Regions from separate parts of the Homo sapiens genome. Here all the other regions are linked to region 1. A link is an interaction called in ENCODE POLR2A ChIA-PET data of the cell type or tissue named here. Cell type or tissue: CD4-positive, alpha-beta T cell. All regions are shown on one strand. Each heading gives the region's core, and the rest is flanking DNA. Links, peaks and the distances in the headings are about the cores only.

Region 1 (4,644 bases), core at 195-4,194:
ACCTACTGGTTTACTGTTTGAATAGCATCATGAGAAAAAGTTAAAACTCCAGATGCCAGAATACTTAAAGCAATTACTGAAGGTGCTTGCTCAAATATTTAGGGATTAGGTGTCATAAGTCCTGTAATTTATTTTGAAATGATCCAGAGCAAATAGGCCGCGTGCCATGGCACACACCCATAATGCCAACACTGGAGGATTGCTTCAGGCCAGGAGTTCTAAGACCAGCCCAGGCAAAATAGCAAGACCCCTTCCTCTAAAAAAATTAACTAATTAAAAAAAAGATGGAGAAAATATGGAAAAACGTTGGCAACTGTTGGATCTAGGTGGTGGGTATCCATAGGTTTTTCATTTTAGCATTCTGCTTTTGTGTACTTTTCTCAACTTCTGTTTAGGAAAAGCCAACTTCACCAGTAATCAAAATACATGCAGCTAACAATAGCAACGAGCTACATAACAAAAACTAAGCAAAAGACGTACGGATCAATTGTGACTCTAATACAAGACATTTTTGGGTCCCTTTGTTTGTTGTCCGCAGCATTAACTGAAAGAAAATAAAATATACATTTGTAAGAAATTAGTGTTTTAAGAAACATTCTGTAACTCTAAGTAAGATATAGAAAAAAAAGTTCCCAAACAGCACAGGAGTGGCATTAACAAGGTGTTAATTTAGCAATTTTTGTCCATAGTACTGTTTCTACGAGAAGCTCAACCTCCTGGGCTCCAGGAAACCAGCTCACCTTTATCAACTGATTGAAATGACAGGAGCCCTGGCTACAGCAGGTTTGGTAGAAATGATACTTTTTGTTTTTACTTTTATCTTTTTTAAATTTTTATTTGGAATGATACTTCTTATGAAAGATTTGACCAGATCTTTATATTAAAGGATTTACTCACCTAGAATCTCATCAAAGATTTTGTACAAACCAGGAACAAAAGTGACTTCCCTATAGTTAATGCCAACATCTTCATCGTAAACCCACATTTGCTAGAAATAAGGCAAAGAAATACTGTTATTTTTATTCTATATTCATTGTTCTGTTATCATGATTACCATAAAGTGTTCATATTAAGTATTACCATATTTAGGCCAGTTCCAGTGACACTCAGTACATGAGAGATACAGAAAGGTCACACTCAGTACATGAAAGGTACAGAAAGAAGAGTATCCATTTCAACTACTAGGTTAACTGCCTTTGATGAGCTTGATTTTACCTGGGTCACTAATTCCACAGAACCAATGTAGGTGTCTGGGCGGAGCAAAATATGTTCCAATTGTGTTTTCTTTTGATAGATTCTTTCAACAGACAGTCTTTTCTTAGCATCTTCATTTTTCTTTATTTTGTTGACTTGCATATTTTCATTTACAGGCTAGCAATTAAAAAAAAAGAGAGAAAGAAGGGAATTTTTAATCATAAGTTTACCCTAAACTAGGAACAAAATGCCTACCATAGTGAGATGTCAACATGCATTGCAATCTGTTAGTAGGCAGTGGTGGAGTTGCCAGTTTTGTACAAATAGGACAATTTAAATTCGCTGCGGCCAGGTCCCCAGGTGTCAGGTTAAACAGACACATATTATCTCACCAAGTGGGTCTGTCTGGAAACCTCTTTTCTTGAGCAACATGGTAGATGTCATCAATAAAATACACCCACTTCTTTCAGTTCCTGCATACATTATTTACCGAGTGCCTATTATTATAAATTATTTACGGTGTCCCGAGCACACGACACCGTAAATAATTCTAGTTCGGCAGCAGCAGTTTGGGCGGCTATCCGTTCAATCCCTTGGCCACCTGAGCGTTGTGAACTCAGGAAGGGGGCGCTTTTGTAAGCTGGCCAGCTGCTCCAGAGAAACACTGTGCTAGGCTCTGCCCTTTCCAAGATCGGGGACATTCAAGACCGTTTTCAAGCAGCGGGCAGGAGGGGAAAGCATCTGTACGCGCGACTCAATAACGTCGCACCCGGGCCGCTGTAACATGGATCCACTACGGGACCAACGGACTCCTGCCCCTAGAAACAGGGCAACAACGCACGACACCCTGGAAGCCGGGTCATACTTCACTACTAGCACCAGAAGGGGCTTCCGCCTCTCCACGATCACCCCGGAACCGGGAATGGAGAATATGGGCTCCCAAGCCGGTCGCCGGCCTGACCGCAGCCCCAGAGCTTCACCCGTCACGGGCGGCCAGAGAGATGCCCGGGCCGCGCGGAGGCTCCACCGCCAGTCCCCCCCGCGAGCCGTACCTGCAATGGTGACACTTCCATGGTGACGGTCGTGAAGGGGCTCAAGAACCCTGAAAGCGACTAAACAGGCAGGACCCCACGAGACCACCCCCGACCAAGCCGCTTCTCCACAGACGCGCGTCGGTTAGGAGAGCTCCACTTGAACCTTCCTTTAGCCCGCCCGAAGCAGACCAGCCAATCCCTGACTCGCTCTCACCGTCTCCGTCCAGAAGAACCAATCGTAGCTTGCCTTTTATATCCACCTATGAACGGCTGAGTTGGCCGGGGTTTGTTTGAATAAACCAATCAGGTTAGGGAGGCGGGACTAGAGAGGCTTCAAAAGGCACCACTCGGCGTCATAGCGGAGAGATTGACAGGGAATCTGGCCAATGAGAAGGGCTCACTTGTTTTCTCGTGCGGAAAGCTTGGAAGAGATGGGCTTTGGAAGCGGGAAGGGGTGGCCTGAGGCAAAAGTGTGCAGGAGAAAAGCAAAGGATGTTTATTCTCCAGGAACTGCCAATCTATTTAAGATCCCTGAAATCTAAAAACTGTCCTCTGTTCTGACGTTGTTAGCGAGGGGAATGGGAGCCTTAGCTTCGTTTTCCTGAGGAAACTGAGTGCCGGCTTTCTGGACAGGCAGCCTGGCTGCTTGGTTGAAGCGAACAGATTCTGGCATCTGCCTCAACCCCGCCCCCTTTACCCTCGAATTCATTTTTCAAAGAAATAAAAGTAGGCTGTGTGCGGTGGCTGGAGTCTGTATTCGCAGCACATTGGGAGGCCGAGGCGGGAGGATCGCTGGAGCCTAGGAGTTGGAGACCAGCCTGGGCAACATAGCGAGACCCCGTCTCTACCCAAAAAGGAAAAAAAATAGCCAGGCGAGGCATCGCACACCTGTAACTCCAGCTCCGGAGGCTGAGGAGGGAGGATCGCTTGAGCCCCGGGGATCGGAGATCGAGGCGCCTTGAACCGTGATTGCTCCACTGCACTCCAGCCTGAGTGACAGAGCGAGGCCACCTCAAGAGATAAATACATAAATAAATAAATAATAAAAATAATTAAAATAAAAGTGCCACAGTTGTGGTTTGGGGGTTCCATATAGTGGAAGGATGTAGAAAGGCTTTGCAAAATGGAGGGCAGCATTCAGGTCCCCAGTAGAGCAGCGCTGGACTGCAACTGGTAAATCGAAAGGGATAACTTGTGGTGGTAGCCTCTTGAGCTGAGGGTGGGCTCAGCCGTCCGGGGCTGAAACCTTTTCCGCAGCCAGCTGGCCAGATACCCTCCGACTGGCTACTTTTGCTCACCTCCGTGAACCCTGCAGTCCAGAACAGCTGTTCCAATTTGACAAGGAAATGCCAAGACTGAAGCTTTTTTGTTTGCTTGTTTTTTTGTTGCTTTTTTTTTTTTTGAGATGGAATCTCACTCTGTCGCCCAGGCTGGAGTGCAATGGCGCGATCTAGGCTCACTGCAACCTTCACCTCGCGGGTTCAAGCGATTCTCCTGCCTCAGCCTCCCGTGTAGCTAGAATTACAGGCGCCTGCCACCACGCCTGGCTAATTTTTGTATTTTTTTAGTAGAGACAGGGTTTTGCCATGTTGACCAGGTTGGTTTCAAACTTCTGACCTCAAGTGATCTGCCCGCCTCAGCCTCTCAAAGTGCTGGGATTACAGGTGTGAGTCACTGTGCCCGGCGAAGACTGAAGTTTTAAAATTACTCTTACATATAAATGTTTGAGTGGATTAAACAAAGTTATTACCCTTACAAGAAGCCAGAAAAAAAAAAACTGCACAATTTGAGTGCCTACTAATTCCAGCTGAGCCACCTCTTTCCATTCATTGCTTCCTTCCTCTACCTGGGTTTCAGTCCCAACTCAGCAATTTGCCATTCGTGTCATTTCGATGGAGGAAGCCTCTCGGTGCTTCCGTTTCCTCTCCTAAAAAGAATAATTAACTATGATCTCAGAGTAGTGTGAGGGTTACATGAGAGAAGTGTAAGGTAAACAGTGGGCTGACAGTATTAGGTAGCAGGAATTTTCCTTAGGCTGGTGTGACAATTGTGGATGTAATTTTTTTTTTCTTCTTCTAAAAGAAACCAGAGGTCAACCATTGTTACATAACCACAGTGTGTCAAGGGAGGGCCAATGGGGAGCCGTATGATGTGGCAGGAAGCCAAGGATGGAAGTTGCCCATGGGCTAGGGGCACTCGGAAACCATAGGCATGGTGCTTCGGCATTGTTCTGCTCTCTTGACCTTTGGCTCCCTGGCCTCCAGCAGTCTCTGCGTGTTCCCAGCTCTGCTCTGCTCACCACATGTGTTAGAGAGCACAGGACCACCAGGGGCTCAGAGCAGTGGTAGGGAAGCTTGGCCAGTAGCCTCTGCTCAGCCAGAAGACTGACCAGGCCCTGGGATCCAGGGCCTGCATG
Region 2 (4,644 bases), core at 193-4,192, 63 kb after region 1:
GGAGGAGGCGGGGAGAGAAGGGAAGCGATGACAGCCTGTCCCAGTGTCATCCTGCCTCCAGCATCTCTCGTTCCCCCCAAGCTCAGGTGCCCTGTCCTCCAAGAAGTCTCTGGGTTAGACCTTGAAGACCGCTATGGCCTTTCCCACTGGGGGGCCCTGGCGCCCCGCTCCTGCCTCTCTCCTCTCATGGGGCTTGTCTGCCTCTGTCTTACACTCTGGGGTTTTCTATCACACCCCTACCACGCCATTTAATTTTTTTTGGCCACTAACTTTTTGAGGACACGAATTACATCTTGGTCATCTCTTGTTTCTCCCTGTGAAGTGCTCAGCCCTGGATCAGGCTCCTGTTAGACTGTGAGATCCGAGCCTGGGGAAGGAACGATCTCATTCCTCTCTGGGTCCCAGTGGTCAGCCAGTCTGGCCGAGGGAAGATGTTCCATCAATGGGTGCAGGCATAATCGGCACCCATGAATACTAGTTAACTCCATTTCCTTCCTTCCTTCCTTCCTTTTTTGAGATGGAGTTTCACTCTGTCACCCAGGTTGGAGTGCAATGGCGTGCTCTCAGCTCACTACAACCTCCGCCTCCTGGGTTCAAGCAATTCTCCTGCCTCAGCCTCCCAAGTAGCTGGGATTACAGGTGCGTGCCACCATGCCCGGCTAATTTTGTATTTTTAGTAGAGACGGGGTTTCATCATGTTGACCAGGCTGGTCTCGAACTCCTGACCTCAGGTGATCCGCCCGCCTCGGCCTCCCAAAGTGCTGGGATTACAGGCATGAGCCACCGTGCCCGGCCCCCGTTAACTCCATTTTCATCAGTCATGATGAACAGGGGCTTTGGCAGTGGAGTGAGGCCTGGAGGAGGCAGGGAAGCTGCCTGGAGTCACTCAGCACATCACTGGCCCCGCTGGGTCATCCAGAACCCTGAACTTGACCTTCATCCCTGATCTGCAGCTGTCTCAGCTATCCCCTCCAGCTCTACTCCGCCAGCCCCGGAGCCCCAGGGCAAGGGAAGGCCCTTACTTCCTCTGGACATCAGTCAGAGTGATGCCCTGCTCTGTGACTTTGAAGTGGACCACGGTGGGCGTGGGGAGGATGTCCCTCTCAAAGGTGGTGGAGATGGCTTTCTGCACGGCCAGGGCTCCAGTCAGGGTCTCCACGCTCACTGAGCTCAGGTACAGGGTGTGGCAGCCTGTGGGAGGCAGACACTGCGCTGGGGCCACTGACCCAGGGCCCAGGTTCTCCCTCTGCCCAGGGCCAGGGGAGGGGGTGAGTCTCCTGTTCAGGAATCCAGTGGAGCTCCTCTTAGAGCCGCCACCCAACAGAAAGTGGGTGTGTGGGTGATCACAGTTTGAGGCCAACCCCAGAGGGCTTTGGGATCTTCTGTGGCTTTGCATCGCCCTGGCCCCTGGCCCTCCAGCATGGGGCAGGGGAGGGGATGTTGCCCTGTGTGTAGAGGTGCCCAGGAAAACATCCTTCTGTCCACACTTAACGGCTGCTCTCCTCCCCACACCTCCATCTTCAAGGTCTTGGTTCATTGGCAACGGTAGGGACAGAAGACAAGAATGGGGAAGGAAATTGTTCGTGCTCAGGGCATAGAGCAGGAACAGTCACTGAGACAAGTGCTGATGTGTGCTGGCCTCTGGGAGTGTGGGTCAGGGACCTTTCCCCTGGTGAAGGCTCCAGGACTTAGACCTGACACCCCATAGAGGATCCCAGACCCAGAACCACCTCTAGGGCAGGTTTCTCAGACCTAGAGAGACCCTAGCACGTGTGCACATGCCCATGTGTGTGCAGGAGGGACTGTAAGTTCTGCCACTCCCCCCACCCCCCACCCTGCCCCACTTCCCTGCTGGCCTCTCATCTTCTGTTTTACAGGGGTGATGGGGAGCGGGTGTGGCACCTTGTTAAAGATGCAGAAACAAAGCTGAGATGGGAAACACGTGTGTGCCTGTGCGTGTGTGCGTGCATGCGTGCGTGTGTGCAGGGTTGGGAGGTGCCCTCTTGGGGCACAGCCAAGCTTGGCGCCTCCCTTCCTGTACCACTCACCCGCAGATTTCTTCTGGCAGGAGGCTGGGCTGTCTGTAGAGTCCGAGGCCCCATCTGCACCTCCCAGTTCTGAGCCAAGGCAAAGAAACAGGCCCCCCAAAGGGGCGGGGGTGGAGTGAATGGACCCCTCTCACAGGAACAGGCCTCATGAATCCCTTTGAAGATCTCCCACCTCCACCCCCATCTCCAGGAAGTGACTCAAACCAGGTGTGATTACCGTAATTAGGCAAACAGGCCACTTTGGGCTCCCTAAATGCTTAGTTTGCAACCCTTTTGATCTCTTCATCCCCTCCTCGCCCCCCCACCTCTTAGATGGCTGCCATGATCTTGTCCTCACAGGCCCCTGACCTCCTCACTTCTTTTGGACCCTGTCTCAACCCCTGACCTGTCTTTGCAGAAAGCGAGGAGGCTCTCACCATCGCTCCTCTGGGGCTCCCTTGCCTTGATGCCCTTCCAGAAACAGCCCTTCTCGAGCTTCTCCTGCACACCCCTGAGATGATCTATTTCATCTGAGCTGCCCCCCTACCTGGCTGTATGCTCTGGATAGGGCATGCTGATCTGGGTTCAAGGTCTGACTCTGTGGGCCTTTGGGCAAATTACGTAACATCTAGAACCCTCGTTTTCTTTTCCTTCCTTTCCTTCCTTCTTTCTCTCTTTCTCTCTTTCTTTCTTTCTTAGATGAAGTCTTGCTCTGTCGCTCTGTCACCCAGGCTAGAGTGCAGTGGTGCGATCTTAGCTCACTGCAACCTCTGCCTCCCCGGCTCAAGTGATTCTCCTGCCTCAGCCTCCTGAGTAGCTGGGATTACAGGCGCCCACCACCACGCCCAGCTAAATTTTTGTATTTTTAGTAGAGACGGGGTTTCACCATGTTGGCCAGGCTGGTTTCGAACTCCTGACCTCAAGTGATCTGCCCGCCTTGGCCTCCCGAAGTGCTGGGATTACAGGCGTGAGTCACCACGCCCAGCCCTTATTTTCTTATCTGTGAAATGGGGATGATAACAGCAAAGTCTACTTCACAAGCTTGTAGTGAAGCATGAATGGGTGAGTGAGTGCTCAACAAATGCTGGACCTGGAAAGAGAAAACCTCTCCAAACTATTTGATTTAGGCTCTTTCACCCTCTCAAAGCAGGCTGCTATTTATCCAACATCCATTCTATGCCAGGCATTGCGCTAAGAGCCTTGCCCGGGCTATCTCTTTCGGTCTGCACAGCAATCCTATAAGTAGGTATGATGAGGAAACTGAGGCTCAGAGAGGTCAACATTCTCAAATTTTCACAGCTAGGAGGTGGAGATGTTGAGCGACTCCAGTGCACACAGTTTTAACCGTGACACTAAAATAATCCACCAACAAGGTAGGAGTGAACCCCATTTCTAATGAGAACAAACAGGTCCCCCACCTTGGCATTGCCTCTTTGGGGCCCAGACCCACCTCTCTGTGGGATGGTGAGTTTGCAGGGCAGGGCCAGGGCCATGATGGAATGCTGGCACACGAAGGCAGAGAGGCTCCCTGAAAGGAAGCAAGCAGCCCTGCATGAGTAGAGCTTCCCCAACCCACCCCTCAGCTCACAACGGAGACTTCGCTGGCCCCCCATCCCGGGGGAGCCTGGAGGCTGGGGAGTCTCACCAAAGTAGGGCTCCTCATCTGCTCCTTTGAGATGCACTCCTTTGGCAGACGACTCGATGAGGAAGTGTCGGATGAGGTCATTGCTGTCCTCACCTGGACAGAGAAGAAAGAGTGCATTCGGATAGAATTCCACCTTGTGGCCGGGCGCGGTGGCTCACGCCTGTAATCCCAGCACTTTGGGAGGCCGAGGTGGGCAGATCACTTGAGGTCAGGAGTTCGAGATCAGCCTGACCCACATGGTAAAACCCTATCTCTACTAAAGACACACACACACACACACACACACACACACACAGTCACACACACAAAGCCGGGCGTGGTTCACATGCCTGTAGTCCCAGCTACCCGGGAGGCTGAGGCAGGAGAATTGCTTGAACCTGGGAGGCAGAGGTTGCAGTGAGCCGAGATTGTGCTACTGCACTCCAGCCTGGGTGACACAGTGAGACTCTGTCTCACCGGAAAAAAAAAAAATTCCACCTTGTCCATCCCCCTGCCTCTCCCTCCCACAGAGGAGGTGCCAACACATCTGCTCAATGGCTCCAGCCACACCCTCTTCAGGAAACCTTTCTCTTCTTCTTTTTTTGGGGGTGGGGTGGGGAAACCTTTCTGCTGGTCAAGAGTTATCAGGGATTTTTTTTTTTTTTTAGACAGAGTCTTGCTCTGTCTCTTAGACTGGAGTGCAGCGGCATGATCTCGGCTTACTGCAGCCTCAACCTCCTGGGCTTAAGGAATCCTCCCACCTCAGCTTCCTGAGTAGCTGGGACTACAGGCGTGCCCCACCATGTCGGGCTAATTCTTTTGTAGAGACAAGGTCTCACTATTTTGCTCAGGCTGGTCTCGAACTCCTGAGCTCAAGCAGTTCTCCTGCTTCGGCCTAGGGATTATTTTATTTTATTTTTTTTAGACAGGGTCTCATTCTTTGGTCTAGGAAGGAGTGCAGTGGTGTGATCATGGCTCACTGCAGCCTCAAAG
Region 3 (4,644 bases), core at 337-4,336, 120 kb after region 1:
GCCCACACTGGCACAGCCACTCGGTCCAGAAGAGGGGCAGGAATCCAGGTCACCAGCCGCTGCGACACAGGCTGGCTTGCCGTCCCCTTTCCTTTGGTTAATCTTCCCTATGAGGAGAGACAGAGAGGAAGAGTCTACAGGATACAGCTCATTTTGCCAGTTTTTTCCCAAAGTCCATCAGGAGGGACGTGTCTGAGCTGCCCACTTCCTTCGGCCAGCCTTGGAATGAGAGCACATGACTCATGGCCTCACTTCTCTAGACCTGGAAGGTAGTGGGAGAATCAGACAGATCTTGGTTCTAATCCTGGCTCTGCCACTTATTAACTAGGTAACCTTGTGCACGTTATTAACCTCTTCCAGCCTCAGTTTCCTTGATTGTAAAATGGGAATAATAACACCAACTCACAGTGTTATGAGAACTGGATGAGCTAATGGTTAGAGTTAACATAGTGACCAACACATATTGGGAGCCCTTAAATATCAGTTTCCTCCCTCCCTTCCTTCCTTCCTTCCTTCCTTCCTTCCTTCCTTCCTTCCTTCCTTCCTTCCTTCCCTCCTTCCTTCCTTCCTTCCTTCCTTCCCTCCTTCCTTCCTTCCTTCCCTCCTTCCCTCCTTCTCTCCTTCCTTCCTTCTATCTGGGGAATATGATGGCTGCCTTGAGGGCAGAGATCTGAGTTGAGAGAGCTGTACGTACTTAGAGGTGGCCTCCTTCATCATAGAACCCCTCAGAATCCCAGGCCAGAAGACTGGAGAACAACAGGAAATAGGTGATCTCCAAGCTTCCCACGCTGGCTGTACCCAATAGCTGATGAGATTTATCTGAGGCACCACTATTGTTAAAAGGAATGTAGTGATCTGAGCCCCAGGTGCAGAACCCTAGCATAGCGATGGGAGCGATTACAGCACTCACCACCTCTGGGGAGAGTCTGCTCTGGCACCCCTTGCTTTAGGGCCCAGGTGAGGCTGAGACAAGCAAGTGTGGCTACGTAGGGTAGCATGGGAGAGGTGGAAATAGCTGGACTGGGCTTTTCCCCTCTGGAGGACCAGTATCTCCTATCAAAACTTAACAGTATGGATGCCCCAGCCACTCTCTGCCAGCCAATTGACAAACAGCCAGCAGCTAATTCACACTAAAATGTTAATAGCAATAAAGGAATCAATGGTATTCACACCCTGGGGGTGTTGATAGCTGTTAATGGCTGTCAGGTTCTACACATGGCCTTCTCAGCAGCACCACTCTCCTCTCTGAAGCGCCTGTGGCTCAGCTGGAGAGCTGACTGCTGCAGAGTATAGAGGCCCACGTTTTGGCTCTAGTCTGTGGCTGGGAATCTAACCCAGGGGACACAAGCCAAAGTACAGGAGGCAGGCAGAACTGGAGTACAGGGTCACCTTGGTGACCACCGTCAGCTCCTAGAGCGCAGGTGAGCCAGTTGGCCTTATAAGCTTAGGTCAGATAAGATGAGACCAAGCGTGTGGCCCACCACCGCCCCTTGCTTCAAGAAAGGCAAGGTCTGGAAGGTGGAGGAGAGGTGGCATCTGGGGCAGAGTAGAGCATGGAGGTCCTCCGTGCACAGAGGAGCAAAGCTGTTGCCCCCTGCTCTTCTTCAACGTGGGCAGCTAGGACCTAAGCTCAGCACCACATCAACCTCATCTGACACGTGGCTGGAGGAACAGGGCAGTGGTGGCTGTGGTGGGTTGGCCACAGCCTCTCTTGGGCATGGCTGACCAGCTCTTTGGGCATAATGTAGCTCTTAGGAGGCCTAGGCCCAGGCTGAGCCCAGCGTGGGGGAGTAGGGAGTCTCAAACCTATTGGGCTAAAAATCAGCTGAGGGCATTGTTAAGATGCAGGTTCAGATTCCTTAGGTCTGGGGCCTGAGGCTCTGGTTTTTCACAAGCTCCTGGGTGGTGCTGAGGCTGCGGGTTCAGGTCATACTCTGAGCAGTGAGTGTGGATGCCTGGGAGTGAGAGGCTGAGCAAAACACTTTCCTGGCTGTGACCTTCGTGTCCCTTCCGGCTGTGACACTTTGTACATCGCCAAGACCACAAGTTGAGTGGGTGGTTGGGGCGCGGAGCTCCTGCACTCAGTTGCCCCACTGGCGGAGGAAGGTGGCTGCCCTTTGATGTGATGAAAAATAAGAACAGTCGCCAACCATTGAGAACTTACTCTGAGGACACCTCATCACTTGTATGTGGCAGAACATGGCCCTGAGATGTTTTTGAGGCTTGGAGGACCCTGAGTTATGAGAAAGTTTAGGGAGGGGAAGCACTGGTTTATTTGGGAATTATTCCCATCCCAGGTCTCTCTGGCTCTTTTGAGGGTCAAGGGTCTTATCAATCCCTTTCTCAGTGCCCAGCACAATGCCAAGAGTTCAGGGAGAAAGCAGATACCCCACAGAGACCTAGACAGGCCAGAGGCACTGTCCCTGGGCAGGGGAGGCAGGTCAGGCCGGCGGTGCTCACCCAGGGAGGCTCCAGGAACTCAACTCGGGCCTCTGATCAACCGCAGATAAACACTGAACTTTCTACCTGAGGAAGCTCCCTGGCAGGGCTGGGTTCCTGTCAAGGAGACAGAGAAAGTTTCCATTGAGTGGGGGTGTGTGCATGCGTGCGTGTGTGTGTGTGTGCATGTGTGCGAGTGTACGCGTGTGAATGCATGAGTGTGTGCGTGCATGTCTGTGTGCATGCATGTATGTGTGTGCATGTGTGTGTGTGTCTGTGTTTGTGTGTGTGTGCATGCGAACATGCACCGAGGTGCCCTATTATCTTTTCCTCTCTGCAGAAAATCAGGTCAGTGGTTTGACTGTTGTTGTTAACCGCAAGGTGGAGTGGGGAGGTGGCCTGAGATGCTGAGGCTGGGCTAGAGTATGAGGGCCAGGGTATGGGGCCACCAGGCTACAGGGCCCCCAGGAAGCAGTGGCAATGGATGCCAGTCTGGGGAGAGGGTGCTGCCTGCCATGTCCTGTTTCCCTCCTAGCATTACTCTCCCTTTCTTTAGGGCCTTGGCTGCCTGTCCTGGTAGCCGCTGTTGAATAACCCAGGGACTGTGGCTGAAGAGAGGCAGTCACTCTGCCTTGTGGCTCGGGACACGGTGGAGGGGTGGGAGGTGCGGGCAGGGCCCCCCCATGGGTAGTAGTAACAACAGCCAGGCTCTGGCAGTCGCACTTTCACACCGGAGTCCTCACCTCGCCCACAGTGCCCTGGAAGCATGAGAGCAGGTGTTATTGTTGAGGGCACTGAGAAAGAGAGAGAGAGGGGCCAAAGAGCTAGTTCAAAGGCATCCCGGTTCTCACTCTGGCCTCAGACTCCCCTTCTGGGGTCCTTGAGGGCCCCTAGGCCACCCCGAGGGGTTGGAGGAACACTTTGTCCATTCCCCGTGGCAGATGGAAGGACTCCGGAGCATGTCAGCTGCAGCCTGGGCCTCTGTTGGGTCCTCGGCTCTGGGTCTCTCACAGGCGGCCATCAAGGTGTTGGCTGGGGCCTTGGTCATCTCAAGGCTGGAGCAGGAAAGGACCTGCCTCCCCAGGCCCTAAGCTTGAATGGTGCTGGGGACAGGGGGCAGCACTCTTCTGGCACGGCAGCCCCTCCTCCGTCCTCTTGGCATCTTGTCCTTAAAGTTCATCGTTGCCTCGTCCGCTAACCTCCTCCCCCTCCTTTCCGCCTCCATCTCCCCAAGTCCTTCTCGCCTCTGCTTTTGCTTCCACGGCTGTTTCCTCACGGAGGCTCAGACAATAGAGGCTAATGATCCAACTGCTGAGAGCACACCCTCCTCTAGCAGCCAGAAATCATCTGTTACCCATCGCCCGCCCTCCCTGGGGCCCAGGCTTCCAGACTGAGACCTTTTCCTTCCCTCCCACTTCTTACTGGAAATGAGCCCCCGTCCTTCCACTCCCCCCTAACCCCCCAGGCCTCCCTTAGGGAGGTTCAAGGACTCGTCTCTGACTCCACCTATCTACTGGGTACCCCTCTGCAGGGGGGAGGCAGGGGCTGGTGCCCACGAACTCTGGAGGCCCTTCTGGGAGCACAGTCTTGCCATGACCTCTCTAGGTCAGCTCAGCTCCCTGTGCTGGACACAGACCCGGAGAACAGCTCAGCACGAGGTTACCAGGCTGACGTTGCACAGACTGTGCTGGAAATTACAGAGTGCCTTGGAGGGAAAAACAAACTGGGGTTTCAGTTCCCATGGAAACGACATCTATTTGCAGAGGTGCTTGCGTCAGAGCCCGGGACCCTGTGCTTGGCAGGGATGGGGTGGATGTTAAAAGGCAGGGTCATCTGTTGACTGTCTGGGACTCTTCCAGGACAGTGTCTGAAATGGGGCCCTTACCTTTAGCCATGACAAACAGCTCTTTCCACAGAGGGGCCTGTCTGCCTGGGCATGTCTCTGCAATGCTGGGGTTTTTGGGTAGATTTTAAACTTATGAGTCAAGGGTGTGGGAAGACCCCACATTCGCCATTCATGAGCATTTATTCCACGAGCATGTTTTGACCTATGATGTGCCAGGCACTGGGCTAGGCCAGCCAATCAGGAGTTGGTCTGGACCTGCTAAGTTTGGGGCCTAAAGTCTCCCTTCCTGGGAGGAGCTTTGGTCAGACAGGGGCAAAGTGGGGACCTGCCAGGGACCACGTGACGTGGGAGCACACAGG
Region 4 (4,644 bases), core at 246-4,245, 120 kb after region 1:
GTGTTCTGATGAAGCAGCTGCCATGTTGGAGGCTGCCCCATGGAACGGCCAACGTGCTGAGGAACAGAGGGCACAGGCAGTGAAGGGCATCGGGGCCTTGAATCCAGTGGTCCACGAGGAACTGAATCCTGCCAGCAACCACTCGAGTAAGCTTGGTATTGGGTCCCCAATTGAGCCTTGAGATGACTCCAGCTCAGCTGACAGCTTGACTGCAGCCTGCAGAGGTGCTGAAGTGGAGGACTCAGCTAAGCTGCACCTGGATCTGTGACCCACAGAAACTGTGAGATGATAAAAGTTGTTGTTTCAAGACACTGAGCTTTAGGGTACTTTATTATGCATCAAGAGGCAACTAGTACAAAGTATAATTTGGAGGAGACCAGCCATACCTGTACCCTCCTTAAGTATACATTTGTATAAGTTGAAATCATGGTGGGTGCACTAATTTTGAAGTCTTAAAAAATCACTTATCATTATGGGGGAGATATCATTCATCAGGGTCCATGGTCTGTGTATGTATCAGAGTCTGGCCAGAAAACAGAAACCACACCAGGTATCTTAACAAAATTTAATATGATGAATTAGATGGCTTAATAACAAGTACAGTGTGAAAGGTGAAAATCATCAATAACCAATCATCAAAATCACTCTCAGAAAATGTCATACATCATCAGGACCTGTGGCCTTGGAAACTCAAAAGCCAAGAATTATTGAGCTTATTGTGTTTGTTGCATTTAAGCTTCTCTTCTGTTCCTTTGTGGTGTCAGAGGCTGAGTTTATTTTGAACATGAACAGAGAGACTTCTCTCTCCTTGACAAGCGTGATTTGTTGAATTAGCTAGTTAGGTGGGAGTGTAGTGGTGATACACTGTGTAGTAGAAGCATTCTCCATGTTTCCATTCCCCATCACAGTCACACAGCTGTGGATTTCCAGGCCTGATTGTCCATTGTGTTGATGTCCCAGTTTATTAAACCACTTCCTTATTGTGGTTCCCAGTTTTTGACCTTTAAAGAAAGACTTCAATGCACACATGTATGCAGATAACACTTGGCTTCGTTTGGATAATTTCCTTGGAATAATTTCCCAGGGAAAGAGATTACTGGGTCAAAGGGGGAGGAAGAGCTTCATGCCTTTTGCTGGTAATTGCTTTACTGCTTTCCAAAGGCACTATACCAACCCAGCATCGACAGTTTATAGTGGATGAGGGGTCAGCTTCAGGGCACCAAGTTATTCACTCTTAGGAAATCAGCTTCCAGGTCCTTCATCAACCACCCAAAAGGGCCTGTAGATGTGAGAAGTGGAGTCCAGCACAGAGAATCCCGGGCTGAGAAGTAGGATGTCTGAAAGTCCAGCCTCGAGGCAGCAGAGTGAGCAGTTAACAGTATGACCTATGGACAACAGATCCTGAGTTCGAATTCTGCCTTCACCACTAAGTGACCCTGGGCAAGTTACTTAATTTTTCTAAGTCATTAGTTTTTTCATCTATAAAGCAGGAATTATAGCAACACTAAGCCTTGAGGAGGTGAGAGGAAGATTAAACGAGTCATGACATGTGAAGTGCTTAGACCAGGGACTAGCACTTGGTAAATATGTAGAGTGAGTGGTATTACCATTTCTATTATTCAGACGGAGACTCCATCTCCATCAGCCCTGCTTCTGTAGTGGCTGACCACCTCCTCTTCTGGGTTTCCACGTGAGACCCCACCCTGGTTCTTCAGTTTTTCCTGGGATCTCGTCTCTCTGAGACCAAGAAGCAGTCTTAGCTTTGAGATATTGAGTTGGATGGTCCTTGAATGCCCCCTTGTGGACAGCTGGCTTTCTTTCACTCTTTCAGCTGAAGAGGAAAACTGGCTGTGTGTGTGTGTGTGTGTGTGTGTGTGTGTGTGTGTGTGTGTGTGTCTCGGGGTGGGGAAGAAGGTGGGGGAGGCCTCCATGTTTGCAGACAAAACAGGAAATAGCACGTCATGGCATCTTTCTTGCCGGCTAGGAAGGCATGGGTGTATGGGTCTCTGTACACTTACATAAACATGGAGGGGAGCTGCATGTGCTGGTGTGCAGGTGTGTATGTGGGCATACACTTGATACCACTCTCCTTGTTACTGGGGTCTCTCACTGGGTTCTACTGAGACGATGTGATTAATGTGATTTGAAAAATGAAAGCCCTGTGCACACACGAGGACATTGTTATGTAGAATAGCTTGTATAACCATTCGGTTGATCCTTTCACTGATTTGGACATTCAGTCCCACAGTTGTTTATTGAGTACTTACTATGTACCGGGTCTCCTGAGGTCTGGGGAGGCTACAGTGACCAAGACAGAATCTGTTTCCATCCTCTCACAATCCAGTGGGTGAGACAGACAGGTGAGTAAACCTGTGGCGTGCTAGTCCAGCACTTGGTAAATATTCAGTAAATATGAAGAGTGAGTGTTTTTACCATATTCCCAGAGGAGGGGCAGAGCGGCTGTGGAGGGGGAAGGAAGGCTGCCTGGAGGAGGTGACATCTGAGCTGAGCTATGAACTGTGAGTGATCTATCCTCTCCCTGGCTTTGGGGCAGAGGGCTTGGTACAAAAAGCATTAGTGGGGTTTTGGAAGTGCAGGCTGTAACCCCAACTCCCTGAGCAAGTCCTTTTTTTTGGGCCGGAGTTTCCTCCTGGACTAAGTCAGGGGATTTGGCCATGAAAGCCACAGTTTCCATCAACTTTGATGTTTTCTGACCTTTTATTCCCTCAGCCTGAGGAATTCCCATTTCTTCCACTGGTCTTTCATGCCCCATCCTCTTCCCTAAAGAAATGAAAACCAGACTGAGTGATAAAAAGCAGTGAGACATTGGTATACACATGTAGGACACACACACACACTCTCACACACACACACTTTCTCACACTCTCTCTCACACACACACACACACTCACACACACACACACACAGACACACACACTCCTCTATTCCCGCCCTACCCCTGCTCTGCTGGAAACCTCGAGCTGCCTCCCAGGTCAGAGTGGTCTGACAAGGGAGGGGTGGAGTGCAGAGGCAGAGTGGAGGTGAGAGCTCAGCAGACCCAGTTTCTTTTATGCTTGGCCACTCAGGCAGGTCACCTTGGGGAGGTTACTGAGCTTCCCAGAGCCTGCTTCCAGCTCAGCAAAGTACATACCCACCTGGCAGGGCTTCCGTGATGATTAGAGCTGCTATATGCGAAATGCGCCCCCCGGACTCTGTGTAGGACCTAGCAGGCTCTCGGAAAATGGGAGCTGAAAAGTAATGATATTACAAAATATCTAGTGTGGTGGCTCACACCTGTAATGCCAGTACTTTGGGCAGCTAAGGCGGGCAGATCACTTCAGGTCAGGAGTTCAAGACCAGCCTGGTCAACATGGTGAAACCCCATCTCTACTAAAAATACAAAAAAATTAGCCAGGCGTGGTGGCGGGGGCCTGTAATCCCAGCTATTTGGGAGGCTGAAGCAGGAGAATTGTTTGAATCCGGGAGGCTGAGGTTCGCAGTGAGTTGAGATCGTGCCACTGCACTCCGGCCTGGGCGACAGAATGAGACTTCGTCTAGAAAAAAAAAAAAAATCTAGTGTGGGTCAGACTCTTGTGTCTGCAGGAGGGAAAGGTGTGATCTTTCTTCCACTCTGATCTTCACAGTGAGAATGGTCTGGGGAGGATAGCAGACATGTGCCAAGCTCACTGTAGGTGGTGAGGCACTCTGGTTCCAGTTTAGAATGCAATTTATTACTTGGGTCACTTTGGCCGAGTTATTTAACCTTTCTAAGCCTCAGTTTTCTCATCTATAAAGCAGGTACTTTAAAATAGCTCCCTTGTGGAAGTACTGTGAGGATTAAGTGAGATAATAAATGTAAAAACACTTCATGTAGTTCCTGGTATATAGTAAGTGCTCCATAAATTGATAGCTACCTGTATTGGTCAGGATATGCTAACTGGTGTAACAAATAGACCCAAGAATGTGTGATGGCTTAGAGACAATGGAATCTTGTTTCTTGCCCCTCTAATGGTCTAAGAAAATACCAGGTTAGCAGTGAGGCTCAACTAGAGACCAGGTTTCTGACAGCTCTGCCGTTTTTTTTTTTATTTTGAGACGGAGTTTTGCTCTGTTGCCCAGGCTGGAGTGCCGTGGTGCAATCTCGGCTCATTGCAACCTCCACCTCCCGGGTTCAAATGGTTCTCCTGCCTCAGCCTCTCGAGTAGCTGAGACTACAGGTGTGTGCCTGGCTAATTAGCTCTGCCATCTTTAACAGGTATCTTCTGAAATCACTTTGGCCATCGGCTTCTAGCTAGTGGGTGGGGAAGAGAGAGTGGAGAAGGCACATCAGCTTCTTAACTGCTTTGGCCCAGAAGTGCCACTTCAGCTCACATTCCATGGGTGAGAACTAAGTCACATGGCCCCATCTTAATGCCACGGGGGCTGGGAAATACAGTCACTGACTGGGCAGTGTCAGATCTCAGTGTCAACTCCATATACTTCTCAATGTCAACCCCACGCACTAGGCAAGGGGAAGCAGGAGTCTTTGGTGACAGAAATGTCTATTCCCATGATTGTTGTTGCTATTTCCATCCAGGACAGAGTGATAAGCCCTGGATGGGGGGGTGAAAGCATAGTAGGAGTTTAAAAAGTGGGGTGATCGGG
Region 5 (4,644 bases), core at 426-4,425, 140 kb after region 1:
AGGGAGCAGGGATCAGGCCAGCACTGAACCGAGGTCAGAACTTCTGAGACACAGCAGTTCGAGGGAATTGACATTGCTGGGGGTTTTGTTTTCTCTGTAAATATTTGGAGATGTCCAGTTATTCTAGAAAAATGTATCTGCAGCTGAGGGGGCGCATTTGTGCGGCTGGCCTGGCTGCCTTTTGCATGACTGCTCTGTTACATTCTTCCCCTTCAGGAACCGAGGGTTGTTTTCCCATCTGTAACCTCATTAGGATGTCCACACCAGCGGGCTCCACACGCACATGCGCTCCGGCAGGTTCCCCTCGGGGACACACACGCACACTGGCATTGCCCCCTGGCCACACGCTCACGCACACAGTCGCAGCTGTGCCTTTTAATATTTAATGCCATTGCTGCAAACGCCGCTCCACGCTGACTGCATCCGTGCCAGGCTCATTCCTCTCAGGGCGCCAATTCCCGGCTTGGAGACCAGCTGACAAATCTTGTTAAAAACCTTCCAGCCCAGTGCATCTCTCGGAGGAGGGTAATGTCACGTGCTTGCGAGATGAGCGAATGGGTGTCATTACCAGGCAGCTCCATTTTCAACGAGGCTCTTTCCACTTGGGGAAATGGATGGAATCACCTATTGCGTGAGTGCCTCAGCCCTCCCTCTAGCTCCCCACGGCCCAGAGCTATTGCAGCTCTGGGTCCTTCAGACCCCTCTTGACGCATTGTAGGTTGGACTGACCTGCTCTCTGGCTTGCAGAAGTCACGGCTCTGGGTGGCACCAAGGCACGAAATGACACGGACACCTGGCCTGTGTGGGGGCCTTTGTCTGTCCCTCTCTCCCTGCTCCTCCACAGTCAGTATCCACACTATGGTTTGAATGTATGTATCTTTCCGACATTCATATGGTTGGAACATAAACCCCAAGGCAATGGTATGAGAAGTTGGGGGGGGCCTTTGGGAGTTGATTAGGTCATGAAGGCTCCACCCTTGTGAACGGGATTAATGCCCTTATAGCAATAAAAGAGCAGGAGGGAACTAGTTAGGCTCATTGTGATCTTCCACTCTTCTACCACATGAGGACACAGTGTTTGTCCCCTCCAGAGGGCATGGCAAGGCCCCATCTCGGAAGCAGAGAGAGTCCACACCAGACACTGAATCTGTTGGCGTCTTGATCTTGGACTTCCAATCCTCTAAAACTGTGAGAAATACATTTCTATGGTTTGTAAATTACTCCATCGGTGGCATTTTGTTGTACCAGCAGGAAGGGACTATGACATACACCACGGAGGCCACTGCTGCTACAGTGGCTAGCAGAGAGGATCATGGGTGGTTCCAGCTCTCATGCCAGCAAAGGGTCTCATCCCTGACCCCTAGTCCAGTATGCTGTGGTCTCCAAGCCCACAGAAAGGCCCTCCCTCCAAACCCCAGCTTTCAGAGTCTAAGGGGCTGACAAAAGGTTAAGGGCTCTAGTTCTGGTCTGAGCTGGGACAGGTGAGCAGGCTACTGTGCAAGAGCTGCTAAATGCAGAGTCCCCAGGTATCGAGGTTACCCGGAAAAGTTGGCCTTCCCAAAGCTGCAGTAGGATCAGCATGTCCGGTTCAGTGCTGACTGTGCAGGCTTGGGGCCTATCCCTTGAACTCTGGAAGGGTATTTGCAAGATGGACCTCCTGTCCTCATCTTCCTTCTACCTTTCAGCCTCTTGGTCCTGTGTCACCAGACGGGCTCAGAGCATTCCTGAGCAACTTTGTGGTTCTGAGCGTCTCTAAGAAACGAGGCCTGGGAGAGGGCAGGGAGGAGGGGAGAGGGGACGGTCAGGTGGGGTGTGGGGGATTGCAAAACAAAGACACGCTCATTTGCCATTTACCAAAGACTTTTTTTTTCTTTTTCTTTTAAAGCTGTTGTTTCCTCAAGGGAAAACTTTATCTGTGTGTGGGTAAAATGTTGCTCTCTTAACGAATCGAAAGCAGAACATGAGGAGAGGTTTTCAGTCCCTGTGACAAAGAACAAAGAACAAGCTCGTGGGCCTTGGGCGGCCACTGTCACCCTCCCCGCCCCTGACATTTCCCTTGTCCTCTCCTCCCATCCCAGTGGAGCCAAGAGCTGAGTGCATGTCATCCCCACTCTGGAGCCCAGAGTGTGGCTTTGATCACGCGGAGGCAGCTGGCCTGGCCTGCAGGAAACACCACACTCTCCCCTGTTGAGAGCCTGGGAGGGCGACGCGGCAAGTGAGGGGATGAGTGTGCTTTTAGGGCGGCGTGGCAGCTGCCATTCCCGCTGGCTTGGAGGACAGTGAAGAAAACGATGGAGGGAGGGGTTCAGAGAGTTTGTTTGACCAGCTGATGTCCGCTTTTCCTCACCAAGCCAAGAAGTCTCCCCACTATCTCTGGTCTTGGAGATAAGGCCTGGTTTTCGGAAGAGCTGGTCTGAGCATTTGAGTCTGTGGGAGGCCAGAAGGTTCATTCAGAGGACTCTTCAGGCCACTCCCACGCCCCTTGCACTCACCCTCCTTGGCCCCTTCACTCCAGCAGGTGGGAACAGTTTCTGGACTTTCACTTTCAGTTTTTGGTTTAGGGGACAATAGCCTCTGTTTCCCAGTGTTGTCTGTCTGGTGTTAGCTTATCAGCCCTGTCTTTTTTTGGCATTGGTTGAGGTAGCTGGGATTGGGGTGAAGCTATCTTCTGGAGCAGGGGCTTGCACTCTGAGGGGAGAGCTGCTTTTCCCTGAGCAGCTTTTGGCGGGGGGATGTCCTGAGTCATTGCATCTGCTCCCTATCCCCACCCCAGGGACCCTGGGAGAGGTCCCTCTAGTCCAGGCAGAAGAGTCGCCTATGGGGAGAAGGTGGTGGTGGTCTCGGCCTCCACACTCATGGAGGAGCGCCGGATGTGCCGACAGGAAGACCACTGCCGGAGCTGCTCCTGGCTGAGGCAGCCCAGGTCCTTGAAGAGCTTGAAGAGATCGTTGCGGAACTTGACGCCGATGAAGGCGTACAAGAAAGGGTTGACGCAGCAGCGGACGCAGGCCAGGCTGTAGGTGACGTCGTAGGCGATGTTGAGTTGCTTACTGAGCTCACAGGTGCTACTGGTGATGTTGAAGTTGGCCACCGTCTGGGCCAGGACCACCCCATTGTAGGGCAGCTGGAAGACTATGAAGACCACGACCACAGCGATGATCACCTTGATGGCCTTGTTGCGCTCAAAGTTGCGTGCCTGGAGCAGGGTGCGGATGATGACAAGGTAACAGAAGCTCATGGCCAGCAGGGGGACCAGAAAGCCGATCACCATCTGGGCCACCTGGATGGTGATAAAGGCCTCCACATGCTCTGTGATGAGAGAGCATCGCATCGCTTGCTCACTGCTGCTCCTCTGGAGGTCACTGTACAGGAGCTCTGGGATGGAGAGCACTGTGGCTAGTATCCAGATGCCCACACAGGACAGCTTGCTGATGAGAAGGACGCGGGCACGGTGGCGGTGAGCTGAGACAGCCTGGACGATGGCCACGTAGCGGTCAATGCTGATGCAAAGAAGTAGGAGCATGCCACTGAAGAAGCTCATCTTGTAGATGGCAAAGATGAGCTTGCAAAAGTGGACACCGAAGACCCAGGACTTGGCCGCGCTGTAGGCCCAGAAGGGAAGGGTCAGGAGGAAGAGGATGTCTGCCACCGCCAGGTTGAGCAGGTAGGTATCGGTCATGGTCTTGAGCCTCTTGAAATAGATATAGGTCAACACGACCAGCCCATTGCCCAGTAGGCCCACGAAACAAATGATGGAGTACATGATAGGGAGGAACCAGGCTTTAAAGTTCCGCACGTCCTTCTTGGAGCACAAAGACTCGAACAAAGTGTAGTCCACTGTGGTGTTGTCTCCGATGTAATCGTCCGTGACCTCATCTTGACACAGGCATACCTTCGGGGAAGGAAATGAGGGAAAACAGGCCAGTTTAGCTGGGTGGCTCCAACTCTGGCTGGGATTTAGCCTAGAGCAGTGGTTTCTTTCTTTTTTTTTTTTCTTGAGACATGGTCTCACTCTGTTGCCCAGGCTGGAGTGCAGTGGTGCAATCATGGCTCCCTGCAGCCTCGGCCTCTCCAGGCTCAGGTGATCCTTCCACTTCAGCCTCCTGAGTAGCTGGGACCACAGCCTTATGCCACCACACCCAGCGAATTTTTGTATTTTTAGTAGAGATGGGATTCTGCCATGTTGCCCAGGCGGGAGGAATAGTGGTTTCATCGTGAGGTCCGCATCATCAGTATCATAGCATCACCTGGGAACTTGTTAGGAATGCAAATTCTCAGGCCCCACCTGAGAATTCTGAACCAGAATCTCAAGTGATGGGTCTAGGAATCTGTGTTTTCCTAAAGTCTCCAGGTGATTCTTTGGTTTTAAATCAGTGCTTCTCAAATTTTAACTCCAATACGCATCACCTGATTAATCCTGTGAACATGTCTATCCTGAATCAGTAGGCTAAGGTGGGGCCTGAGATTCTACAGTTCTGCTAGTAAGTAGCAAGTGGCTGATTTTGCCAAGTCTGAGAGACTCTACATGTGCTGACAGGGGACTGGAAATCAGCTGGGCTCTGGGGCCAGATGAGCCTTGAGCTGGTTAAACTCTTTCTGTCTCTCTCTCTCTCTCTCAGAGCCTCAGTTTTCTCTTCTGTGAAA
Region 6 (4,644 bases), core at 434-4,433, 130 kb after region 1:
AAACGCGTTCCAAATGTCTGCTGTAATGAGGGGGTCTGGAGTTCCTGTGCCAAGAATCAGATTGCAGGCCTGATCACGAGACGAGCTGTTGATTGCTGCAGGAATCCAGGAGGTGTTGTGTCTGTGTGTGCCTTGCCACCCTGCAATGTAGAATTGGCTATCCCATTCCACAAAGGAGGAAGCTGAGGCCCGGAGTTACACGGCGTGCCCAAGGCTGTGTAGCTAGTAAGAAGGGAGGTGGGCATCCTCTGACTGACTCTGAGGGCGGGACCGCCCTGTGCTTGCGGGGAGCACAGGGGCATTGTTCTTACTGCTTTGGGTCCAAGACCTTCTGAGCTCTTATGAGACCACTGCTGGGGCCAGCTCACCTGGGGACTCAGTTCCTGCCCCCACTCCCCACCCGTTCTTTCTTGCCCTCTCTCTCTCCCTCTCCACCTCCATCCCTGTCCCCTTTCCGTCCATGCGCCCACCTCCCTGGCTCTCCCTTTCTTCTGGTCCCAGCCGCTGAGTGGGGTGGGTGAGCCCAGGGCCGAAGAGAGAGGTGGGAGATGTTTGCAGGTGGAGGACATGAACCTGTTTTCTCTCCAAGCCCCTTCCCTTCACATTGTTCTGCTGCCCCCAATGTTAAGTCAATTGAATTGTGTCAGCAGGCTGCAGGGCATAGGCTGCATGTTGTAGCGTTGCTTGTGAGCGTCTGGACCCCTTCTGGGTATCAATGTGTGTGCTTTGGCGCGTGAACATGGGGGGCTATTGCTGTTTGTGTGGGTGTTGCATTTGTGGCATGCATGTGTTTGTGCATCTGTGTGTATGTGTGTAGCGGATGCACTCTTGTCTATATAGGTAGGATTTTTTTTTTTTTAATTTTACTTTAAGGTCCAGGATACATGTGCGGAATGTGCAGGTTTGTAACATAGGTATACATGTGTCATGGTGGTTTGCTGTACCTATCAACCTATCATCTAAGTTTTAAGTCCCTCGTGCATTAGGTATTTGTCCTAATGCTCTCCCTTCCCTTGCCCCCTACTACCCGCTGACAGGCCCCAGTGTGTGATGTTCCCCTCCCTGTGTCCATGTGTTCTCATTGTTCAACTCCCACTTATGAGTGAGAACATGTGGTGTTTGGTTTTCTGTTCCTGTGTTATTTTGCTGAGAATGATGGTTTCCAGCTTCATCCATGTCCTTGTAAAGGACACGATCTCATTCCTTTTTGTGGCTGCATAGTATTCCATGGTGTATATGTGCCACATTTTCTTTATCCAGTCTATCATTGATGGGCATTTGGGTTCGTTCCAAGTCTTTACTATTGTAAATAGTGCTGCAATAAATATACGTGTGGATATGTCTTTATAGTAGAATGACTTGTAATCCTTTGGGTATATACCCAGTAATGAGATTGCTGGGTTAAATGGTATTTCTGGTTCTAGATCCTTGAGGAATCACCACACTGTCTTCCACAATGGTTGAACTAATTTGCACTCCCATCAACAGTGTAAAAGTGTTAAAAGGTATGCTTAAGCAGGTAGTGAACGCTCTCATGAGTGCACACCCACAGGAGCAACTGCAGAACCTGTAGGGCCCATTGCAAAATGTAAATGCTGCGCCCCTTGTTTAAAAATAATTAAGAATTTCAAAGTGCAGGCAGCAAAGCATTATACCCAGCATGGGCCTTAGTGCAGGGCCTTAGTGCAGGGCCCAGAGTGACTGTGCAGGTCGCGGCCCATGAAGCTGGTCTTGTATGGGGGCAAGTTTTCTATTTGTATGTGTATATGTGTATGCTGATTGTGTGACTGCTGTGTTGGTGTGTGTGTGTGTGATGTGTGCGGTGGTGTTTCTTGTGTGAATATTGAGCATCTGTATGTGTGGGCTGTTTGTGAGGTGGGACAGCTCTTGTGAGTGTGAGTGTTCTTGGGCACGAAATCTGAACCCTTTCCTCACCACCCCAAGGACAGACTCCCTTAGCAGCTGCCTATGCCTGCCACCGATGCCTATCAAAGGAGAAGTGTGTTTTATTTTTGGCGCCCTTGCCGCCTATTCCCATGGTGCCCTGGGAGGCTTTTGTTTGACTGCCTTTGTTGGAAGGGTGACAAACACTTCCCTCCACCTGCTGCCATGGTGGCCCCACCAGAAACCACAGCTGGGGGTGGAGCAGCTTCCTCAGCCCCTCACACACTTGCCCTGCACCTCGTGCAAGCATCAACATGCCCAGAGCCCTACCCCGCTGAGCACTGGCCTCCCAGACTCTGCCCAGACAAGGCACCCATAGCAAGTCAGAGCTGGAGGCGATGGGTAGAAATGATTTGGTCCAGCAACCTCATTGTACAGCTGGGGAGCTGGAGGCCCAGAAAAGGGAGGTGACCTGCCCATATTGCCCAGTGACTAGTCTGTGGCAAAGCCATCTCAGCCCTCTCAGTCATCTGCAGGGCTAGCCCATGGAGGAAGCCTAGGTAAGAAGCAGGGCCTAGAGGGGAGAAGCAGGGACAAGGTACTGTGGAGCAGCAAAGACCTGGTTATTGCCCAGCTGTGGGGGTCACAGCCCCTGGCAGGTGGGGGCTGTGTCTTTGTTATTTGATTCTCCCTTCTCCCAGGTCAGAGCTCTGTGTCTGGCAGGGTTTGAAAGATGTTGGCTGGACACAGCACAGTGCCTGGCACTCAGTAGGGGCTCCAGAAATATTTGGTATTAAACAGCTGTTTAGTTGAACGGTGAAGTAGGGTGACTAAAGCAAGAAATTTGGAGGCAGCTAGAACTGGTTGAAATCACTTAGTAGCTGTGTGACATTGATAAAGTTACTTAACCTCTCTGAGCCTAAGTTTCCTCATTTATTAAATGAGACTCTAGTAGAGTTGTTGTGGGGATTAAATGAGATAAGATACTGATGCTTAATACAGTGTATAGTACGTAACAAAATCTTAATAAAGTTGCTAGCTGTGTCACCACAGGTAAGTTACATGAGCTCTCTAAACCTGTTTCCTTCTCTGTTGTCATAAGAATTCAATGAAAGGTTGTATAGCTAGCCTAGTCCTTGGTGCATCACGGGCACTTAGTAAATGTTAGCCTGTCTCCCGCCTAGGTTCATTACCCCTCCACCTCTTCAACGTCTCTTTCCTCTGCCCCCCAGCCTCTGTGATCGCTGCCATCCCTTCCATGGCATCTCATCTCTCATACCTTCTGTCTCCCAGCCTCTGACACTCCCAGCAACAAAAGCTCACAAGGTCTTTCGGTCCATGGTTTCCTCAGGGTTCGGCTCTGATGAGCATGGGTGGGAGGGGGGCAACTGAGAAGGAGGCTGAGGACAGGACAGGTGTAGTCCTTGGACGAAAATCCCAGTTCTGCTTTTGACAAAGGATTTAAGGATTCCGGCGTGTCTAGCCCTGTGTCTTGCCCTGGAGAACAAAGGCAGAGGGATGTCTTCCTGAACAGCCCAGGCACAAAGCTGCCACCATTCTTCCCATTCCCTTCCTCCTGATTTCCAAGTCCAGAGGTTGTCAATAGCACTCTCAGCAGCTGAGCTTCCCTGAAATCGGGGTGTGTGGAGGAGGGCAGGTGGCAGGTAAGAGATACTAGTGCAAGCAAGAGGGCGTGTCCAGAGAGTCAGTTGTAGGAGAAGTCTCTGGAGCTTCGGGGCAGGAGGCAGAGCTGGCTCCCACATAGGTGACCCCCTAGCACCGGCTTCACCATAGGCCTGGGCCAGGCCACAGAAAACACCCTCTGGGCCTGGGAAGCAGATTGAGCCATTCAGTCTTTACACGTGGTCAGGTTTCTGCTTCAGTCACTTGAGTGCAGTTTCATAAACCAAATGAGATCAATGAGCTTGTCCTTTCCAGGCCTCTTTTTAAACATTGGGAAATGGTTTGGGGGCATCTCATCTGCTGCATCTGCTGTGCTTCCCAATGTCAGATATTATTTACTTGGAGCAAATATAAACTATTCTGTCCTAAATAAACTCTGACACAGGAACAAGAGGACTTCAGGGCAAGAACCATCTCCTTACCTTCCCTCTTGCTAGTGGGCACGGATATGTGACCTGGAGACCTATTGCATCATGCAGGAACTGAGCCAGTCCAGAGCTGGCCAAGCCTGTGCGGAGATGTTTATTTACCCAGAGATGAGAACCTGGAGGCCACACTATGTGGTGGTTACTGTACCACGTAGGACAGCCCAGCTAGCGAAGTCCCTGGGGTTAGTGAACAACACACAAAAATAAGGTTATATCCATCCTCAAAGTGAATATGGGCAGGAGAGAATCTGACAGCGGCAGAGGAGTCTGAATTGGGTCATGCACAGACACAAAGAGAGGAGCCCGTGGGGAATACACATCCTGGCGTTTCTGATTTCGCACGAGATCAGCTGAGATTCGCTTAGTCTGGAGCAGCTCTCCACAGAAAAGGGCCTGGGGAGCTTTTTCTGCACACAGACTCCTGTCTGTGTCTCTGCCTGGGCCCAAGAGAAGTGAAGGAACAGAGGGGGTGGCTGCTGGAGGAGTTGGGACTTCTCAGACAGCTGCTCCCGTGGGTTGGAGTGCTAGGAGGGCTTGCTTTTCTGAAGCCTGATAGGGTTGCTCTTTTGAGTTGAGGGAGAGGCCCCCCCCCAACCTTTTTTATTCTCCTTGGAGTTTCTCTAGGGTCTCAGACCAGAGACACATGACC

Evidence for each region. Peaks named below come from ENCODE experiments on the same cell type or tissue, not always from the same donor. Only the 100,000 strongest peaks of a DNase experiment are listed, where the experiment ranks them.
Region 2: POLR2A ChIA-PET joins it to region 1 with 14 read pairs; 17 of 35 experiments call an interaction of 5 or more read pairs at or near these places.
Region 3: POLR2A ChIA-PET joins it to region 1 with 11 read pairs; 22 of 35 experiments call an interaction of 5 or more read pairs at or near these places.
Region 4: POLR2A ChIA-PET joins it to region 1 with 14 read pairs; 22 of 35 experiments call an interaction of 5 or more read pairs at or near these places.
Region 5: POLR2A ChIA-PET joins it to region 1 with 30 read pairs; 15 of 35 experiments call an interaction of 5 or more read pairs at or near these places.
Region 6: POLR2A ChIA-PET joins it to region 1 with 28 read pairs; 22 of 35 experiments call an interaction of 5 or more read pairs at or near these places.

The regions. Positions count from the first base shown.
Region 1 is chr17:40,415,525-40,420,168 of GRCh38, forward strand. TOP2A (DNA topoisomerase II alpha) reads right to left here and starts at 2,372. Exons shown (of 35, transcript NM_001067.4): 1 at 2,247-2,372; 2 at 1,216-1,371; 3 at 898-988; 4 at 481-544. The coding sequence starts at 2,267. RefSeq lists enhancers at 2,031-2,556, 2,278-2,367, 4,036-4,578. In CD4-positive, alpha-beta T cell, for the core only: no CTCF peak of the experiment used is centred there; a DNase peak (open chromatin) is centred at 2,527; H3K4me3 peaks cover 1,887 bases; H3K27me3 peaks cover 389 bases.
Region 2 is chr17:40,478,652-40,483,295 of GRCh38, forward strand. TNS4 (tensin 4) reads right to left here. Exons shown (of 13, transcript NM_032865.6): 7 at 3,673-3,765; 8 at 3,478-3,555; 9 at 2,049-2,117; 10 at 1,023-1,191. Among named protein-coding and RNA genes, the nearest start is that of TNS4, 21 kb to the right of the region's middle. RefSeq lists an enhancer at 1,466-2,665 and a silencer at 2,648-2,833. In CD4-positive, alpha-beta T cell, for the core only: no CTCF peak of the experiment used is centred there; a DNase peak (open chromatin) is centred at 1,990; H3K4me3 peaks cover 360 bases; H3K27ac peaks cover 2,428 bases.
Region 3 is chr17:40,538,647-40,543,290 of GRCh38, forward strand. No RefSeq gene overlaps it. Among named protein-coding and RNA genes, the nearest start is that of CCR7, 25 kb to the right of the region's middle. RefSeq lists enhancers at 3,902-4,031, 4,312-4,481. In CD4-positive, alpha-beta T cell, for the core only: no CTCF peak of the experiment used is centred there; DNase peaks (open chromatin) are centred at 2,055, 2,635, 3,115, 4,215 and 1 weaker place; H3K4me3 peaks cover 1,643 bases; H3K27ac peaks cover 2,229 bases.
Region 4 is chr17:40,531,695-40,536,338 of GRCh38, forward strand. LOC107985090 (a long non-coding RNA gene) reads right to left here and starts at 2,780. Exons shown (of 2, transcript XR_001752884.2): 1 at 2,716-2,780; 2 at 552-1,385. RefSeq lists a cis regulatory region at 4,396-4,644. In CD4-positive, alpha-beta T cell, for the core only: a CTCF peak has its summit at 1,716; DNase peaks (open chromatin) are centred at 1,887 and 2,993; H3K27ac peaks cover 709 bases.
Region 5 is chr17:40,551,927-40,556,570 of GRCh38, forward strand. It overlaps CCR7 (C-C motif chemokine receptor 7), which reads right to left. Exons shown (of 3, transcript NM_001838.4): 3 at 1,843-3,892. The coding sequence ends at 2,816. Among named protein-coding and RNA genes, the nearest start is that of CCR7, 11 kb to the right of the region's middle. RefSeq lists enhancers at 1,678-1,737, 1,828-1,947. In CD4-positive, alpha-beta T cell, for the core only: no CTCF peak of the experiment used is centred there; DNase peaks (open chromatin) are centred at 1,575, 1,955, 2,515 and 3,255; H3K4me3 peaks cover 675 bases; H3K27ac peaks cover 1,096 bases.
Region 6 is chr17:40,545,498-40,550,141 of GRCh38, forward strand. No RefSeq gene overlaps it. Among named protein-coding and RNA genes, the nearest start is that of CCR7, 18 kb to the right of the region's middle. RefSeq lists a silencer at 1,854-1,903 and an enhancer at 2,054-2,293. In CD4-positive, alpha-beta T cell, for the core only: no CTCF peak of the experiment used is centred there; DNase peaks (open chromatin) are centred at 2,104, 3,634 and 4,274; H3K27ac peaks cover 259 bases.